Linked DNA regions of Mus musculus: regions 2 and 3 are each linked to region 1. Evidence: chromatin loops called from intact Hi-C (ENCODE). Cell type or tissue: heart. All regions are shown on one strand. Each heading gives the region's core, and the rest is flanking DNA. Links, peaks and the distances in the headings are about the cores only.

Region 1 (5,818 bases), core at 1,234-5,233:
TTTGTATGCTTAGAGTGACTCTATATCTTGGCTTTTGTGACTAGCCCTGTGAACATGGGTGTGCAGATTGTCTCAGACAAGCCGACATTACTTCTTTGGATGTGTACATCCTCAGTAATGGGATTTGTGGGTCTCGCAGGACTTGTACTTTTAGTACTTGTGGGTCACTCGGGAGTTGTACTTTTAGTATTTTAAGGGACTAACAATCCATCCTGATTCACATCCCCACCAACAGTGCATGGGGAGCCCTTTCTCCACACCCTCACTAGTACTTCCCACTTTGGGCCTTTTGGATAATTACCATTTTACCAGAGTGACTTGATCTCTCACTGTGGCTTTAAATTGTATTTCCCTGATTTGTGCTAGCAATTTTTTTTTCTGTGTACCTGCTGATTTTTTTGCATGTCTTATTTTGATAAATGATTATTTAGGTTTGTTGCTTGGTTTTAATTGGGTTATTTCTTGTTTTGTTCTCTTTTTTAAAAGTATTTCTATTAATTTTTCAAGAATTTTATACAATATGTTTTTATACTATTCACTCTTGAGTTCTTACTCTTAAATCCTCCCCAGTTCATGCCCAGCTTCCTACTCCTACTCCCACTCTTAACCTCTGTTTCTTTTAGTCAACAGCGCACCGACTCTGGCTGGTACTGTGCATGTACTTGTGAGTGTAGGACCATCCACTGGAGAAGTCTACAGGAGCCACACCCTTAAGGAAAGCTGGCATTCACCCTCCTCGAAGCCATCCATTGTCCATAGCCTCTCCATCAGGGATGAGAGTTCATGAGCTCCTTAAGCTTCCGTCCATGCTAGACTGTAGCCTGTATTGATCTTGAGCAGGTCTTGTGTAAGCAACCACAGCTGCTGTGAGCTCATGAGGGTGGTGGTCCTGTTACTCTCAGGAGACACCGTTTCACTGTGGTCCTCCCTGCCCCCTTTTCCACAATGATCCCTAAGCCGCAGGTAACAGTTTGTGGAATAGATATCCTGTTTGTGGTTGAGCACTGTCCAGCCACTGACCCTCTGCATTGTGACCAATTGTGACTGCTCTTGAGATTTTAAAATTCTCTAACTATTGTGGGCTTGAACTCCCTTTCAGGCACAGAGCTTACAAGCATCCTTTCCCATTCTAGAGATTTTCTTCATTTTGACAGTTGATGGCTTTTTGGGCAGACACCTTTTCGTATGGGATGGTTGAGTTTCTCCATGTGCCTCTGAACTCTTGTCCTTGTGTATTCTAATGTCCTGTGGCATTTCCTGTATGTTTTCTTCCATTTGAGTTGATTTTTGTAGCCTACATCTAGCAGTTCATCTTTTGCATGTAGATACCAGAGTCCCTCTGTACTATTTACTAGTTGAGATTTATTTTTATTTTATCTACGTGTGTGTGTGTGTCTATGTGTCTGTAAGAATGTGACTGTGTGCCCTCAGAGGCCTGGGGAGGATGTCAGATCCCCTGGAGCTGGAGTTACAGGTGGCTGAGAGCTGCCTCACATGGCTGCTGGGGATTAAACTCTGCTTCTCTCAAAGCGCAGCAAGTGCTCTTAACTGCCTGCCCTCAGGTCCAAGGACTGAAAACACTGGCTTTACTCTGTCTCTCCCTCTGCTAGCAGTGTAGTCTTGTTTACTTTCTCTATGGTCTCATCACTAGCTGGGAATGATTACAGCACATACCATATGCAGGCTTCTGCAAAGGGTAACTGAGCTTGCCACACAGGGCTTCAAGGAATAGCAGCAGTGGTTGTGAAGAGCTCAGGGCCTGGTGCCCATCAGCCTGAATGAACCCTGAATGAACTCATGTTTAACCACCATCATCCCAAGTGGGGCCAGGCATTTCACTTCCTTGCTTGGTATCCTTTTTTTTTTTAAAATGGGGAACATTTGGTTGTCATGAAAATGAGTAAGTTAATCTAATCTGTATAAAAGGTGATGCCTGTACTCAGCAAGTATTGTTGGCTGCAATTAGCATGATGGTCGATACAGCCCAGATTGAGTGTGGTCCACAACAGCCATGAAATGATATTTTCATTTTACTGGAAGCACAGACCAGAGACAGAAAGTGAAGGAGAGGTTTCACCGGGTTCAGCTCAGTGGATTTCAGGGTGTCTCTGAGGGCGGCTAAGCTTCGTCTGCTCCCACAGGTGTGGTCACGGTGCCATTGTTGCTCAGTCATCATACCTCAGCTTCTGGAATACCCACCCAAGACATTGTTCCACCCTCGCACACAGCACTCTCAAATGCATCCTGGCTGAGAAGTAGCTGTTACCCCAATCCTGGGAGCGGGAGCAGCGTGACTGACAGCTTGCTGGAACTGGGACTTCCTTTTTGCCCTGGGCTCTGGCTGTGAAACAGAGCACATGAAAATAATTTCCTTAAGGAAGTTGTCCTGGTAGACAATGCCTCTTTGTCTGCAGGTAAAAGATGCTGCGAGGCCTAAAGACTGTGTGGTCTGGGATCTGAACAGCTGGGCTGTCTTTCTGGCTTCTAGGGCCTGCTGGGACATTGCTTCTCCCAGAGTGCCCTTCCATGAAACCTTGTCCTGCTGGCTTTCACTTCTGCCGCTTGTGCAGAGGGACAAAGTGCATGATGGGTGGTAACTGAGAACTGAGGCCACGGCAGGGGAGATTCCGGGGCACCAGGGCAGTGGAGCTGCCTCCTAGAGTCCCTGAAGTCACACTCATGTTTAACCCCTGTGCACCTCTGCTCACAATATGAAGGTGACATTAACTGACTCCGGTGAATATCCTGAGACTAATTAAATCTTTGGGAAAGAGTTAAGGAAACGAAGCTGATGTCTTTGTTGACAAAGCTGCAGTACTTATCAAACCCCCAGGGTTTCAGGGCTCAAGGGCATGAGAGATCAGGTAGGAGGGCCGCATAATTCTTCCCGAAAGCTAGTTTCGACCTCCCCAGCCACCCCAAGGATTCTCCAAAGACCTGAGGGGTTTTCAAAAGCCGCTGCTCTCTTGAGCAGGTCTAAGGAAGTCAAGCGTTAGTCTTCCTGATTTACCCTTCTCCTGGGACCTTTCCAGTTCCGCTGACCTCCCAACCTCCCTTATATCATTCTTTGGCTTGACTTAATTCTCTTTTGGTTTTAAACAAAAAAGGAGTCAGCCATTGTTCCGTTGTTACCGTCCATCACAGCTGTCACCCAGGGAGCATGTGTGTGTGTGTGTGTGTGTGTGTGTGTGTGTGCTCTGCGTGCTGTGCATGTGTTTCCTGTGGAAGCTAAGTCTTCCAAGAGCCCACAGAAGGTCACCTTTCATCCCATGTACCCAGGCTGGCCTGGCAACACTGCAACCTACAAGCCATGGCAGCACCTAGCGCTAGCATTTTTTTGTACGGCACCTTTCTCCTCAGCGGGTTTCAAACCAACTGCTGCATGCTTGTCTCTCATGCTTCATGCGATGAACTAACTTCTCAGAGAAACTCACGCTGTTCCACGGAAAGCCAAAGATCAGGACTGTTAGTGAGATTAAGCCATCTCAGTCAAACTCTTGATTTTTGTAGGCAAAAATTCTAGTCAGCCACCAGAGGGTGCCCACAGAGTTCTCTAAAAATGACTAAAAACCATGAAAGATTGCAGGAGGAAACATTTCCAGTTTGTATAAGACCAAAACAAATAGAGCTTGCCCACCCCTGCCTTATGTGGAGAATGACAAAGCAGCCATGGAAAAAGCAGGGGCGGGGGCTTTGGGACTGAGGGAGCGTGAGAGAAATCACCTGGATTTGAGCTGAACTGAGTTGCTTCAGGATTTGAAATTGGCAATTGGAATAGCATTTTGTGTACCGGCCCAGGAAGCGGTTTCATTTCTAAGCAAAACTCTCCGCCATGACCATCCCCCCATCTGTGTGTACAAAAGAAATGCAAATACATGTAAATATTATTCTAAACCAAAGGCTTCCTGGAAGGTAAGGCGGCTGCAGCAGAAAAAGAAAGAGAAAATGAAAAAAAGAAAAGAAAAAGAAAGAAAAGGAAAGAAAAAAGCACAGTGCGCTGGGAATTGGAAGGGTTGAGTGTTTGAGCCACAGGTCTTGCCCTAGGGTAAGATCTCAAAATGGAAATGAAGGGACTGTGGATCTCAAAGCAGAGAGCAGACCCTACCTTCTCCAGGGCCTGGCATGTAGGCTATGTCTGGCATCTCTAGCTCCAGGGACTGGCATGGTGACTGGGTTGTAATAGGTGCCTGGAAATGTCAGAAGAGTCCGTGTGTGTCCCAGAAGAGAGCTGGAGAAGGCAGGACTTCCTGGGCTGGCTGGGAACATTTGTCAGGCTGAGAAGTGGGGAGACATGGTGGCCTGGGGTGGAAGGATAATTTCCTCATGAGAAGTTCTGTTGTTGTTGAACTCGGGTATCATATCGTGTGTAACCAACAAGTCAGGCTTGGCCACCCATCTTCAATAAGCTGATTAGAGGAGCCAAATTAATAGTGAGAAGCAGAAAGAGGACACTTAGTCAATGTGGCCATATCGGGAAGAGGGGCAAAGAGTCTTTTTTTTTAAATTCAAGACAGGGTTTCTCTGTGTAGCACTGGTTGTCCTGGATCTTACTCCATAGACCAGGCTGGCCTCAAACTCAGAGATCCTCCTGCCTCTGCCTCCCAAGTGCTGGGATTAAAGACATGCGCTACCACTGCCTGGACAAAGAGTCTTAATGACTTCTCTGAGTCTGTCTTGGGGGTTCTGACAAGTTTAAGTAGAAAGCAAGAGATATGCGTAATGAAACAGTCTCCGAGATGTGGTCCCCTCCCCCCACCTCCTTGAGCCTCTCCTGAAGGTCAGTCTGTCTTACAAGGTCACCTGACCTGTGCATTTTTTTCTTCTGGAAACAAGTTCTTCCTTTGGATGCCCTCAATTTCAGACATTTCCTCTCCCAGTACAGAGGTTCCTGGGGACATTGCAGTTTCTTGGGGTCCATTCTTTCAACAGTCTGATGAAGAAGGAAGTGCCAATGTGTCTGTAGCAGGTGTTCATTCCTGCCAGACAGGTCGGTTTATACCATGCTATGTTAAGTTTGTGCCACTGTGACAAAGTAATTGAGATAAACAACTTAAAATTAGATATTTATCTATTTATCCATTTATTTATTTATTTATTTATTTATTCCTTTTGGCCCATGATTTTAGAGATTTAAGTTTATGATGAGGGGGCTCTGAAAGTCAAGGTGACACAGATATCATGGTGGGAACCACTTGGTAGAGCAAAACCACTCACCTCAGGGTGGTGTGACTTTTCTTGGGGCAAAGTAAAGAAACATTATATTTGCCCCAGATAGGGAGCTGACAGACCAGACCAGAAAAGAATTTCATCCAAGCCCAGGCTGGTGAACAAGTAAATTAGGGTCTCTTAGTTACTTAAAGGAGTGTGGGCCACTTACCTTGGAAATGTCACAACCTTTAGAATTAACACACAGGCAGCTGTACCTCCAATAAGAATTGCACCTCCTGCATATGCTAACACACACACACACACACACACACACACACACACACACACACACACACCAATCCTAGGGCAGGACTGCATGCATTTGGGAAAGGAACAAGAGGGTGTAATTACTAGGATCTGCAAGGAAACGCTAACTTCGTCACTATTACTACAGAATGTATTATTCTGTTGACTTCGTTGCCATAACTGTGGGCCAAAGGTTTTCTATAGGTCACAACAGGACCTCTGCTTTGAGGTGGCCAAGAAGAAATGAAAAGAGGAGGAAGGAAGGAAGGAAGGAAGGAAGGAAGGAAGGAAGGAAGGGGAAGGGGAAGGGAAGGGAAGAAGGAAGGGAGGGAGGGAGGGAGGGAGGGAGGAAGGGAGGGAGGAA
Region 2 (5,818 bases), core at 765-4,764, 250 kb after region 1:
TTCCTCTTTCAACAGAGTCTGACTATGTGGTCCAAGCTGGCCTGGAACTCAGTAGGTAGACCTAGCTGGTTTCACACTCACAGAGACCTGTCTACCTCTGCCTCCCGAGTGCTGGGCAGCATGGACCTCCATGATGGGCAGGGAAGGAATTTTTTTGAAAGAATAGCCGGTTATAGTTGTTCTTCACTTTCTTACAACCCAGGGTGTGTTTTCTGGGTGTACGTGGGTATTGGTCTGACCCCCTTCTGCCTCAGTGACATTTCTCCTGACCCACTCCCAGGCTGTTATATCTCCTAACCTTCCCTCCCCCAGAGGCCTGTCTTCCCACACAGTCTGGGAAGAGCCACCATTCTTCCTTTTTGTGTCTGCCCTTGGCTCTCTTGGCCTCTGCTCAGTTCTTCCTTCTCTAAGGTTCCCAGGTGCTCATCTTCCAGCTGTTGATGACACTGTCACTTTACATTGATGGTCGTAGCTGTGTCCTGCTCCTGGGGCTGCACCGTCCTCAGGGCAGGGATTGTGACTTATTCAGCTTTCCAATCCCTGCAGTGTCTGGCACACCAAGAAGCCCAGTAAGCTCATTCCATTCACTTTTTGAGAGGCCCATGCACTGAGTCCAGGACCTCAGCATGTTAAGCTGTGCTAAAGCAGCAACACTAAGCTACACTCCCAAACCCAGATGCATTTTGGAGCATGGATTTTGAGATGGAAATTTAAAAAAATAGTTAATTTAAAACACCTTCTGTGTATATGTGTGTGTGCATGTGTGTGAATGCCCACAGAGGCTGGAAGAAGGCTTCAGATCCCCTGGTACACCAGTCATAGATAGTAGTTGGGAACTGCTCCATATAGGTGTTCGGAACTGAACTCTGGTCCTCTGAAAGAACATCAAGTGCATGCAAATTGAAAAGGAAAGCAGTAAGAATGCTCTAGAAATTTCTGACCTCACTGCATGGCTGCATGAGGTGCAGATTTTGCTTCACCCTTAGAGCATGATGGAGAAGCAGAGTCACATGTGTAATGGGCAGGGCACAGGGAGGAGGAAGCATGTTCAGTTTGAGCGTGATGAGTCCAGGTGTTCAGGTGATGCTAAGGTGTCAAAGGGGCACACTGGGCATGGAGAGAGAACTGGACCCTAAGGACCAATCATAAGTAGATAAGAGAGGAAAGATGGTCTAGGAGCCTGGAGGTTCCCAGCATCTGCCAACTTGGCAGAAAAGGTAGGGGAACCACAGACCTAAGAATAGTTTGTGTTGTGGCAATCGAGGGACACTTGTGCCAAACTGCTGATTCAGATGCCACCACTGTTGAAAGTCAAGTGAGAAGCGAAATGGAATGGTAGACACCATCATGACGGGAAACATGGCAGCTTCCAGGCCTACATGGTGCTGGAGAAGCCAAGAGTTCTACGTCTTGATTCAAAGGAAGCCAGTGGGAGGGTCTGGATCACACTGGCCAGTCTTGAACATACCTGTGAGACCTCAAAGCCCCGCCTCCACAGTGACGCACTTCCTCTAACAAGGTTGCACTTCCTCCAGTAAGGCCACATCTACCAATAATGTCATTTCCTATGGGCCAAGCATATTCAAATCACCACAGCTATTATGGAGGTTTTGCCATTACTTATCTGTTTTTCTTTTGAGACAAAATAGGCTCAGCTACATTTAAACTTGGGAATGCAAGGGGAGAGGTGAGTGGGTGGGTGGAGGGAGAGAGATGAAGATGTACAATCAGGTGTGGTGTTGTTCAGAGACGTCCAGTTCCCAGGGAAGATGGGAGAATGTGACTGACTCTGGGCTGTGGACTGAAGGGCTGGCCTTTTGTCTGAGGAAGGAAACCTCTTGATTTGTAACAGAGAAGAAGGTGATGGCTGCACCACAGGAGATTTGTGACAATAGGAGGACAAGGTAACCTTTAGAATGTACAGCTAAACTTCTATCCTGCTAACAATGACCATTACAGATGGCAGCCTAGGCTAAGCGTGCTGACTATAAGTGTTCGTACTTAGCAATTCATCTAACACCTGCCCCATTCTATAAACCATCTTGGGTAGGCTCTGATTTATAGATGAGGAGACTGATGTTCATGAAGGTTAAGAGACTTGAACAAAGTCAAAGTTGGTGAGTATTTGGACCAGGATTTGAACCTTTGGCTGATACCCAAGCCCTTGGGATTTATTATCCCATGGACATTAGGTTGTGGGTGTTTGCTCTTTTAGTCTGTACTGTAAAGTTCATGAAAGATGCTAAGATAACAAGCTTCTGGTCTTTCATCTCTTAATTGAACTATATGAAGCTTTGCAATTCTGAGAATAGAAAAAAATGGGAGCCAATCACAAGGAAGATTCTTCCCATCACTTTGGCTTGACGTGGGAATATCATGTATTATATTCTGTTGTAAAAGTCAGTGTGGGAACAAAGCAAACATTTACCAGCATTGGGCTCCTTAAGGAGGCCTGCAATTTGTCTTCTTACAAAGGTCTATCCCTGTTTTTGTGGGGATTGCTCAATGTGCATCCTGCCCTCTAGCGGCCAAATTCTCCCACAACCCAAGGCGTGTCCGCTCCATCCAGGCAGGGCAGTGGTGTGGGAGTCGCCTTGCATGTCAGACAGGCAGGCACAGTCTCTGCCCAAGGCATCCTGTAGCTTCCCTTACCCATGGCCCATAAGAACATAGCAGCCAGCCGAAAACTCCAGCAGACCACACTCTAGTGCCATCTTAGAGGCTTAAGGCTTTGATAGGCAACAGTGAGGAATTGAGCCTGGTGTGGCAGCACAGCTTTGACAGCAGAAAGTTCAGGAACCACGGTAGGAAATGACCTGCATATGATGTTGGCATCTTCCTTCAGGACCTGGGATAGCATTAGCCAGCGGAAGACTGAATGGGGAAGAGAACGTGAACGGCTGGCTATCTGCAGATCAGTCAGAAAATGCTGGTTATCATTATCTTTGGCTTAAGATCTCCAATAAGTAAGAACTGCCTCTGATAACAGTTTGGCTGAGCTGCAGTTAGTCTTCACTGGACAATAAGCTTTAGGGAAGATAGAGATCTTTCTGGCATCCCTCTGCCAGCCTGTCAACCACCCAGTAAATCTCCGTCGAATGAATAACGACTGTGTGTGTCAGTCATGAATGGAAGCCTGCACACTGATTTCTGAGGCACGATGAATTTTAATTTTTTTTTTTTTAAAGACAGGGTCTTGCTACATATCCTTGGCTGGCTTGGAACTCATAGACATCTGCCAGCTATCTAATCTGCTGAGATTAGAGGCGTGGGCTTCTACACCTGGTTTGGTTTATTTCATCAGTGCTCCAGCAGTTGCATCGCAACTACAGGAGCTCAGCCTTGGCTGGGACCTTCTGTGATCCTGAGTTTTATTCTCTGTAATTTGTTTCTTGTCTGGAGACTTTCACTATTAACTGAAAACCCACGTTCTTGCTCTGCCATCCAAATCTTTGCTGAAAAGACTCACACATGAATCTATAGACCAGAGTCTGATTTAATGCATGAAGTGCTTTTTTTTCTAAAGGTTTAATTATTGATCATGTGTGTGTGTGTGTGTGTGTGTGTGTATTTGCCTATGTGTGTACATATGTGGCATGCATGCAGGTGCCCATGAAGGCCAGGAGAGGACATCAAATTCCCTGAAACTGGAGCTCAATAGTGAGCTGCTATTTGGGTGCTAGTATCGGAACACAGGCTCTCTGCTAGAGTAGTAGGTGCTCTTAACCTATGAGCCATCTTTTCAGCCTGCCTTCCATTTTTTTTTAAAGGATTTAAACATGGTTCATGATTTATTTAGCACCTCACTCACTGGCTATATGTATGCTCAAAGTCTTTCCAAATTGACTTTTTGAATATTGAAAATATTTTAAGGTTGCTGATGTGCTCCCACCCAATCCTTCCTTCATTGAGCCAAGGTCTCACTATGTAGACTAGGATGGCCTTGAACTCACAGAGATCCACCTGCCTCTGCCTCTGTCTCTGCAACTTGAGTGCTGAAATGGAAGATGTATGTTGCCACGCCCAGCCACTGTTGTTCGTCTTTTAACTGAAAATGGCCACTTCTATTTCCTTGACTTGGTGTCTTCAGGGCTTCCAGATGAGGTTGATCTGATTTACAGTGTCCACAGCTCTCCCCCCCCCCCCCGCCCCGACTCTTTCACACATCAATTGTATGAATGTAAAAAGTTAGCTCAGGCTTTATTGTGTATGCTTTTGCAGAACGCTAACCCCAAAGAGAGCAACCAGTGCAGTCTCCACCTGCAGCCTCCACATGGGAGGGATGCAAACTTCTCATAGATCCTACCTCTGGCAATTCTTTCCCCCTACTTTAGAGATGTCAACTGAGAAATTGTGAACACATACAATACAGAACCTTATCTATAATATAAACACTGACGTATGCAGTGTGAAGTGGTCACCTCAGTCAAGATTATTAAAGTGTCCATCAACTCACATAGTTATCTTTTTGTAATAAGAATATGTATGGTTCCCTTTGAGCATGGTCCAAGTGTCCAATACACAGTTGCTGGCTGAAGTTATCATGTCATAGGTTTCAGAGCAGACTCAGTCTGCGAGCAAAGCCCCACCCCCAAGCTCAAATAACTTTCTGAATATTTAATAGCAGAGAAGTGATAATCACTATGTGATTAAACTCAGGCTCACCCAGCCACGTTCTTAGAAACTGGCCTTGCCCTAGGACAGCACCTTCTTCTAGTTGCACCCTGGAGAGATGCACCAGGGATTGCAAGATTGGAGCAGAAGTGTACTGTCTGCTTTTCCAGAGGCCCAGAGTCACCCACAGGATTCTTACTAGTCTGTAACTCCAGTTACAGGGGACCCAATGCCCTCTTCTGGCCATCTTGGGCACTAGACACACACAAGGTACATAGACATACGTGTAGGCAAAACACCCACACACATAAAATAAATCTTGTTTCTTTTTGAAAAAAAACTTGCTAGGATAGAGGTAAAACCCTTTCCATAACTCTCAGTTCCCAACCTCAGAATAAACAAGACAGAACCTGGGTACCACACTGATGGTTCTAACGGGGGAAGGCTTATTTCTTTAGAAGATTTTCCTTTAGCAAGAGTCAAAAGTTCTACAACTGAAACCAACTGTTTTTTATGGTCTGGAGACTGATTTACCACACACATGAATGAGTCTTTCAGTCTTGAATGAGTGAATTTATTAAATATACGGCAAGCCAAAGTAAAAGAGTAAATATCAAGTAGCAGAGAGAGAGAGAGACAGACAGACAGACAGACAGACAGAGAGACAGAGACACAGAGACAGAGACACAGAGATATTGAGAGAGACAGAGAGACAGAGGGCAGAGGACAGAAGCAGAACAGGGTCCTCTCAGGGGAAGCTTCTGACTAAAAGACCAAATAGCAGAAAACATCTTCGAACTGGATGTTCACAGCATCCAGCAAAGCTGACTGGACAGATGAGGCAGTCAGCTGGTGTTCCCGGTTGAGCTTTCTCTCTGTGGCAGTGCTTCCCATTGGCTGAATGTCTGGCAGCTCTTGCCCACTGCAGGCCCGCTTGTGTGAGGTAAGCCAGAGAATCGAATGTTTAAGTTTCCAGATGCTCTCAAGAGTACAGTGCGGGCTGTTTTGTTCTCTGCTTTTCGTGTCACAGTCACCCGCTGGGGGGGGGGGGCACACCCACCCATGTTTGGATAAGGGGCCTTGGAGGCTGTGTTGAGAAAACACGGTGTGTGTTTATGTGCAATCCTGTCTCTATAGCCAACTTCTCCATGAACTCAAAGAGCACATGGCAATTAGCCTATACAACATGTGTCACTCAAACCCA
Region 3 (5,818 bases), core at 765-4,764, 250 kb after region 1:
ATTCCTCTGGAGCCATCCATCCTGTTTTTGAGATAGGAGCTCTCTTTGAGATCTGGTTTACTGGTTAGACTAGGCAGGCTGGCACTGATCCTCAGGGATCTTTCTTTCTGTCTGTGCCTCCCCAGGGCTGGAATTATAGGTGCATTCTACCATGCTCGGTTTGTTATGCCGGTGAGGATGTTTGACCTCTGATCCTCATGCTTGTGCAGTGAGCACGTTAATGACCGAGTCATCTCCCTGCCCCAGTGTTTATCTTTTCTTACCTGTAGCTGTGATTTGAAATAAAACTAAGATTAGCCTTGATTTCATGTATTCTTTTGATTTTTGAGACTTGATCTCCAGAATATATGGTCCTCTATTCTCTCTCTCTCTCTGTCTCTCTCTCTCTGTCTCTCTCTCTCTCTCTCTCTCTCTCTCTCTCCTAAGCAGCTATTGCTAAGAGGGAAGAGGCAAATATGTAGCTTCTTAGCTCAGCTTACAGACAGGCTGCATTCGTTCTCTGGAAAGAGTAAGCAAAACTAAATTGAATTTACCTCTGAATCCTTATTCACTCCCTGTGGTCATTTACAATATTGTGTAAGAAGCATTTCATTTGCAATATTGTAGAACAGGCATAAAATAAACTCTAGCCCCGTCAGTTATGCCTTAGCTTCCCTATCACCTTTGGTTCCCGGGTCTTGTCTGAATCGATGTAACCATGACTGAGTACCTACTACTCAGAGTAGCTACTGGGCATACAAGAAGAGAACCTGTTTCTTGCTGTTTACAGAGGCAATGACACAGAGGCTAACAGCTATCCGGCCATGTAGTGGGCAGTACAGGAGAAGCCTGCAGCCTACGAACAGTGGGCACACAGATGAGAAGGAATTAAGCTCCAAGAAGGACAGCAGAGGGATCTAGTGGACACAGCAGTTCCTGGAGGAACACATGGAAAATGGGAGGAGTACACCAAACCTTCGGATCTCTGCCAGGTGCTCTATGCTTCACTGTGTTCAAGTTTACGAAGCAGGAGGGGATATAAAGCCAGAATGAACGTTCTGATGGCAGTGTAGACAGTTTTGGGGATCACTGGAATGGAGAACCAAGTAGTAACCTATTCCTGTAGTGACAAGAGATGGTGTACTGGCTAGTTTTGTGTCAACTTGACACAGCTGTGGTTATCACAGAGAAAGGAGCTTCAATTGAGGAAATGCCTCCATGAGATCCAACTCTAAGGCATTTTCTCAATTAGTGATCAAGGGGGAAAGGCCCCTTGTGGGTGGGACCATATCTGGGCTGGTAGTCTTGGGTTCTATGGTCAGGGACTTGGATAAGAGAGCAGGCTGAGCAAGCCAGGGGAGGCAAGCCAGTAAAGAACATCCTTCCATGGCCTCTGCATCAGCTCCTGCTTCCTGACCTGCTTGAGTTCCAGTCCTGACTTCCTTGGTGATGAACAGCAGTATGGAAGTGTAAGCCGAATAAACCCTTTCCTCCCCAACTTGCTTCTTGGTCATGATGTTTGTGCAGGAATAGAAACCCTGACTAAGACAGATGGCGAGGGCTTAGCCTTGGCAGTGGAGGGTTGGAGGGTCTAAAGTGGGAAAGCTTGGACCAATTGGTGCAAATGATGGGCGGGACAGAGTTGTTACTGTGGTGTGAGATTCCTCATTGGTCTGTGTTGGCAGTGTCCTTTGATGAAGGGCTCAAAGAAGGGCCAAGGCTTGTTTTAGACAAACCACCATTAGCTCCATTTGTGGCAAGGAAGTGTGTAGAGATAGACGCTCTGGTAATCAGGAGACTGATGGCTATGATCACTTGCAAAGGGCCCAGGCCTAGAACCAGCCCCATAAGTAGACAGAATACTTATCCCCTGCATCTGGACTCCTGAGTCTCATTCTGTCTGGGGCCCTGGCTTCTTGTTGCTGGTTACCCACTAGGCCTCTGGCTATTTCCATGGTGGCTGCTGCCCTGTACACCGACTTGATGTCTCAGGAGTAATTGACTCGTGTTTCCTTCTTCTAAGGGTGCCCTGGGACTCACCAAGCACTGCCTATCTTAGATTAGCATAGACTGGACTTCCTGTTGCTGATAGTCTCAATGGGTTCTTCAGCTTGTGGCCTCAGCCTCAGGCCTACCTATGCTCAGAACTCCCTCTCTGACCTGTGGCGGGGGACTGCCTAGAAGCCAGTCTTTGTAGCTGACATTCACCTTGCCTGGTCCAGAGGAGAGGGTGAAATGATTTGATTTTAAATAAATAAATACATAAAAATGTCCAGTGCTCTCTGTCGTTATCAGGTTGGGAATTTTCTGTAACCACTTACAGAAGAGAAGAAAGCTTTCAGATTAGCAACTTCTGTCTTTCAGAAGGCAAACAGAGGTGAGAGTCTCAATAAATCAAACATGAAGGTGTTGCCCCCAAGTGGCACAAAAGAGATTAGATTCCAACTATCCGTTTCTATTAATGGCTCTTGAAAGCTTATGGAAGTAGTGCTTAAAAAAAAAAAAAATGACATCCGTGAATTGCTGAGTTTGCAGTTTGGGGAAGTCATCTTTCTGGTTATTTTTGTAAGTTCGTGGTTGTTCCTATCCCGAATCAGTATGGCCCCACCTCTGCTACCAGAGTCCTGTTTTCAGCCCCTCCCCTCTATCCCTAGGCACCATCTTGGGGGTTTTCATCTCGAGTCTGATCCAGAGCAACTTGGGCAGCCTTGTTCTTACTGGTCCTGTGTCCCCTGCATGTCTTCTCACAGGGTGTGCCTCTCTAGGCAATGTCCTTAGACCTTCTTATTATACTCTTTGGAAGTCAGAGTGCTAGTCTTAGTTCATTTGGGTGATCTTGTCTAAGTCCCCCCCCTTTTATTTTTATTTTTTATTCTTTGGTTCTACAAAGTGAGACCAGGCTGGCCTTGAACTGTCAGAGATTGGCCTGCCTCTGTTGAGATTAAAGGCAGCATCATTACACCTGGCTCCCCACACTCAGTTCTTTTAAAGTTTGTTTGTTTGTTGTTGTTGTTGTTGTGATTCTCAATTCTTTGGCCCTGGATTCCTAAACCACACAGGAAAGGAAGCGGCTACGCATTGGCAAAGCACGTGCCACTCGATGAGGCGTGCCACCCTGTCTGCTTTTGTCCATCCTCACACTTTCCACTCTGAGAGAAACCCATGAGTGCTGGCTAGTTTTATGTCATCCTGACACAAGCTAGGGTCTCAGGGGAAGAGGAAATCTCAGAAAATTGAAGGCCATTTGTTTGTTTGTTTGTTTGTTTGTTTGTTTGTTTTGTTTTGTTTTGTTTTGAGACAGGATTTCTCTGTGTAGCCCTGGCTGTCCTGGAACTCAGAAATCTGCCTGCCTCTGCCTCCTTAGTGCTGGGACTAAAGGCATGTGCCACCACGCCCGGCTGAAGGCCATTTTCTTATTTAATGATTGATGGTGGTCCTGGGTTCTATAAGAAAGCAGGCTGAGCAAACCATGAGAAGCAAGCCAATAAACAACACCCATCTGTGGCCTCTGCCTCATCTCCTGCCTCTAGGCTCCTGCCCTGTTTGAGTTCTTGTCCTGACTTCTTTCAGTGATAGACCACAATGTAGAGGTGTAACCCAAATAAACCCTTGTGATATTTGTTTTAGGGTCCAAGTGTGGTTCCAAGTTGTTCACTTTCTCCTTCTCAGGCTGGAAGAATGAAGTGGTGTTCAGAATGGGTTCTGTGGGATCCCAGGCCAGCTGGGAGTGTGTGTGTGTGTGTGTGTGTGTGTGTGTGCGCATACGCACACACTTCTCTGAGGATGTTAGTGTTACAAAGGCCTTCTCTGAAACAGCTCTCTGAAATGATCTTAGCTTGTGTGCATACCTTTATACGGGGTAGGCTTGTATGCATACATTTTATTCCCGGTGAATCAGGACTTTGTATGGACTTTGGAGAGTGGGAAGAAGTTTTCAGGGTAAATGAAAACCATTGGTTAGCGTTTAATGTTCTATAACATTCTGTCTCATGTGCATGGAGGGGTATTCCAGAAATCCCAGGTACTTGCTGTGTGGGCTCTTATTGGGAAAAGAGGAAGTTGAACTTATAGGTCTTCCAAGGACTACTCAACCTTCTCTAGTTATAGAGTGTGGGGTTTCTGGCTCCCCAGACAAGGTCAGAAGAGCGGAGGCCCTTCTGGTAAAGGGAGGCTTCCATTTTGTGCCAGGCTCAGAGAAGTTAACCACTTAAGGTAGAATTCTACCTTAATTGGTAGACAACCCCTTTTTTCCCCAAGTTGCTTTGGTCATGATGTTTCATCACAGCAACAGAAACAGCACCCCTCTATGGCCTTTGTATGAGCTGTTGCCTCCAGATACCCCACTTGTGATGGATTACAGTGTGGAAGTGTAAGCTGAATAAATCCTTTCCTCCACAACTTGCTTTGGTTGTGCTCCATCATAGCAGTAGTAGCTCTAACTAGGATACTTTGTCTGGTGTGCAGACCATAACGTAGCCTACAGGTTTTACCGCCCCTGCAGCCATGTCTTACGTGGTGCTAGGAGACACCCCTCCTCTCTTCCCTTTCAGCTTCTCTTTATTGTCTCAGGGGTGGATTTGTGTCTCAAGAGCCAGTTCTTTGTGAATGCCACCCCTAACCCCAAGATGGGAACAAAGAGATACTCGTTGTTGCAGTATAATGTTCTACCTCTACTACAATCCCACTTTCACAGAAAATGGACCTTGACTAGGAGAAAGGAGTAGAAATGTTTTGATTGTGAATGGAACAGTCAAAAAAAAAACCCGGTAATCTACTCTGTCCCTCCTCACACCCCCTCTAATGGGCCCGCTCTTGCTCAGGTCCCATCGCAGCTCTCCTCACAGGACAGAGAAATTGGAGCACTGATTCTATGTGTGTCTTTTGACATGTCATACTTAACAAAGTGTCAGCCTCCCTAGATCTCAGTCACAACAGCCGAACAATGGGGATAGCCACCGTTATCTTATTATTGTTATTATTTTTTCTCTTCGAGATAACTCTTGGCTTTGAAATGGGAACACACCCAAGGCAAAGATGGTTCTCGCTGATATCTCACTGCAGTATGAGGCTTCACAACCGGCAATTGCATAGACTGAGGACATGGAAGCTCCAAGGTATGGTTTTTGAGAAGAAGGTTTTTATTGTAGATATGAAGGACAGTACAGCCAGAGGAGTGTGGAAGGGTTCAGAGCTGAGAGAGAAAGTAAGAGACTAAACATGGCCAGCAGACTGGATCAGCCTGGGAGAGGGGGTGGGAGAGAGAGAGAGAGAGGGGGGGGGGAGAGAGAGAGAGAGAGAGAGAGAGAGAGAGAGAACAAAGCAGACTAAGAGGTATAGGAAAGGAGATGGAGAGGGGAAGACAGTGTAAGAGGAAGACCATGAGCTGGAGTTTAGGGTAAGGTGGGGTGAGAAAGGCTAAGAACCATGGGTACTGAGAAAGGCTGGAGGCCCTCTGATGCTTTGATATGCTAATAGATACTACAGATCTCCGGATGACCCTTCTGAATGAGATAGGAAATGGCTTCTTTAGTTGAGCGGAACAGCCACAGAATTTGGGTGAGTGGCATTTCCTTGCTTCCTTCAGTTCTGACAGAGGTTGAGTGGTTTGGAATGGAGCAGAAGAGTGGGGAAGGGAGCCTGTCAGTCAGAGCACATCTGCTTTCCCTTTGGTACTGGGCCTTGTGTGCACGCGCGCACGAGTGTGTGTGTGTGTGTGTGTGTGTGTGTGTACATGTTCATGTTTGCCTACGCATGTCAGTATATGACCACGTATGTGCATATTTAGCAATTTCAACATCTATAAAACAGCCGCCATGAGCTGATAATCTCACCAAAGCTT

What was found. A loop is a pair of places that touch in the nucleus more often than their neighbours do. Peaks named below come from ENCODE experiments on the same cell type or tissue, not always from the same donor. Only the 100,000 strongest peaks of a DNase experiment are listed, where the experiment ranks them.
Region 2: it touches region 1 in a loop (6-fold over the local background); 19 of 42 quality-filtered maps call a loop at or near these places.
Region 3: it touches region 1 in a loop (6-fold over the local background); 19 of 42 quality-filtered maps call a loop at or near these places.

The regions. Positions count from the first base shown.
Region 1 is chr12:54,351,174-54,356,991 of GRCm38, reverse strand. Gm35895 (a long non-coding RNA gene) reads right to left here. Exons shown (of 3, transcript XR_381605.3): 2 at 4,106-4,299; 3 at 3,753-3,848. Among named protein-coding and RNA genes, the nearest start is that of Gm35895, 3.3 kb to the right of the region's middle. In heart, for the core only: a CTCF peak has its summit at 3,523 (motif pointing right); no DNase peak of the experiment used is centred there; H3K27ac peaks cover 334 bases.
Region 2 is chr12:54,095,716-54,101,533 of GRCm38, reverse strand. The region is part of intron 5 of Gm35818 (a long non-coding RNA gene); the gene reads left to right. Among named protein-coding and RNA genes, the nearest start is that of Gm35818, 43 kb to the left of the region's middle. In heart, for the core only: a CTCF peak has its summit at 2,528 (motif pointing left); a DNase peak (open chromatin) is centred at 2,543.
Region 3 is chr12:54,102,381-54,108,198 of GRCm38, reverse strand. Gm35818 (a long non-coding RNA gene) reads left to right here. Exons shown (of 7, transcript XR_872758.1): 3 at 770-971; 4 at 4,973-5,093; 5 at 5,455-5,535. Among named protein-coding and RNA genes, the nearest start is that of Gm35818, 37 kb to the left of the region's middle. In heart, for the core only: a CTCF peak has its summit at 2,394 (motif pointing left); no DNase peak of the experiment used is centred there.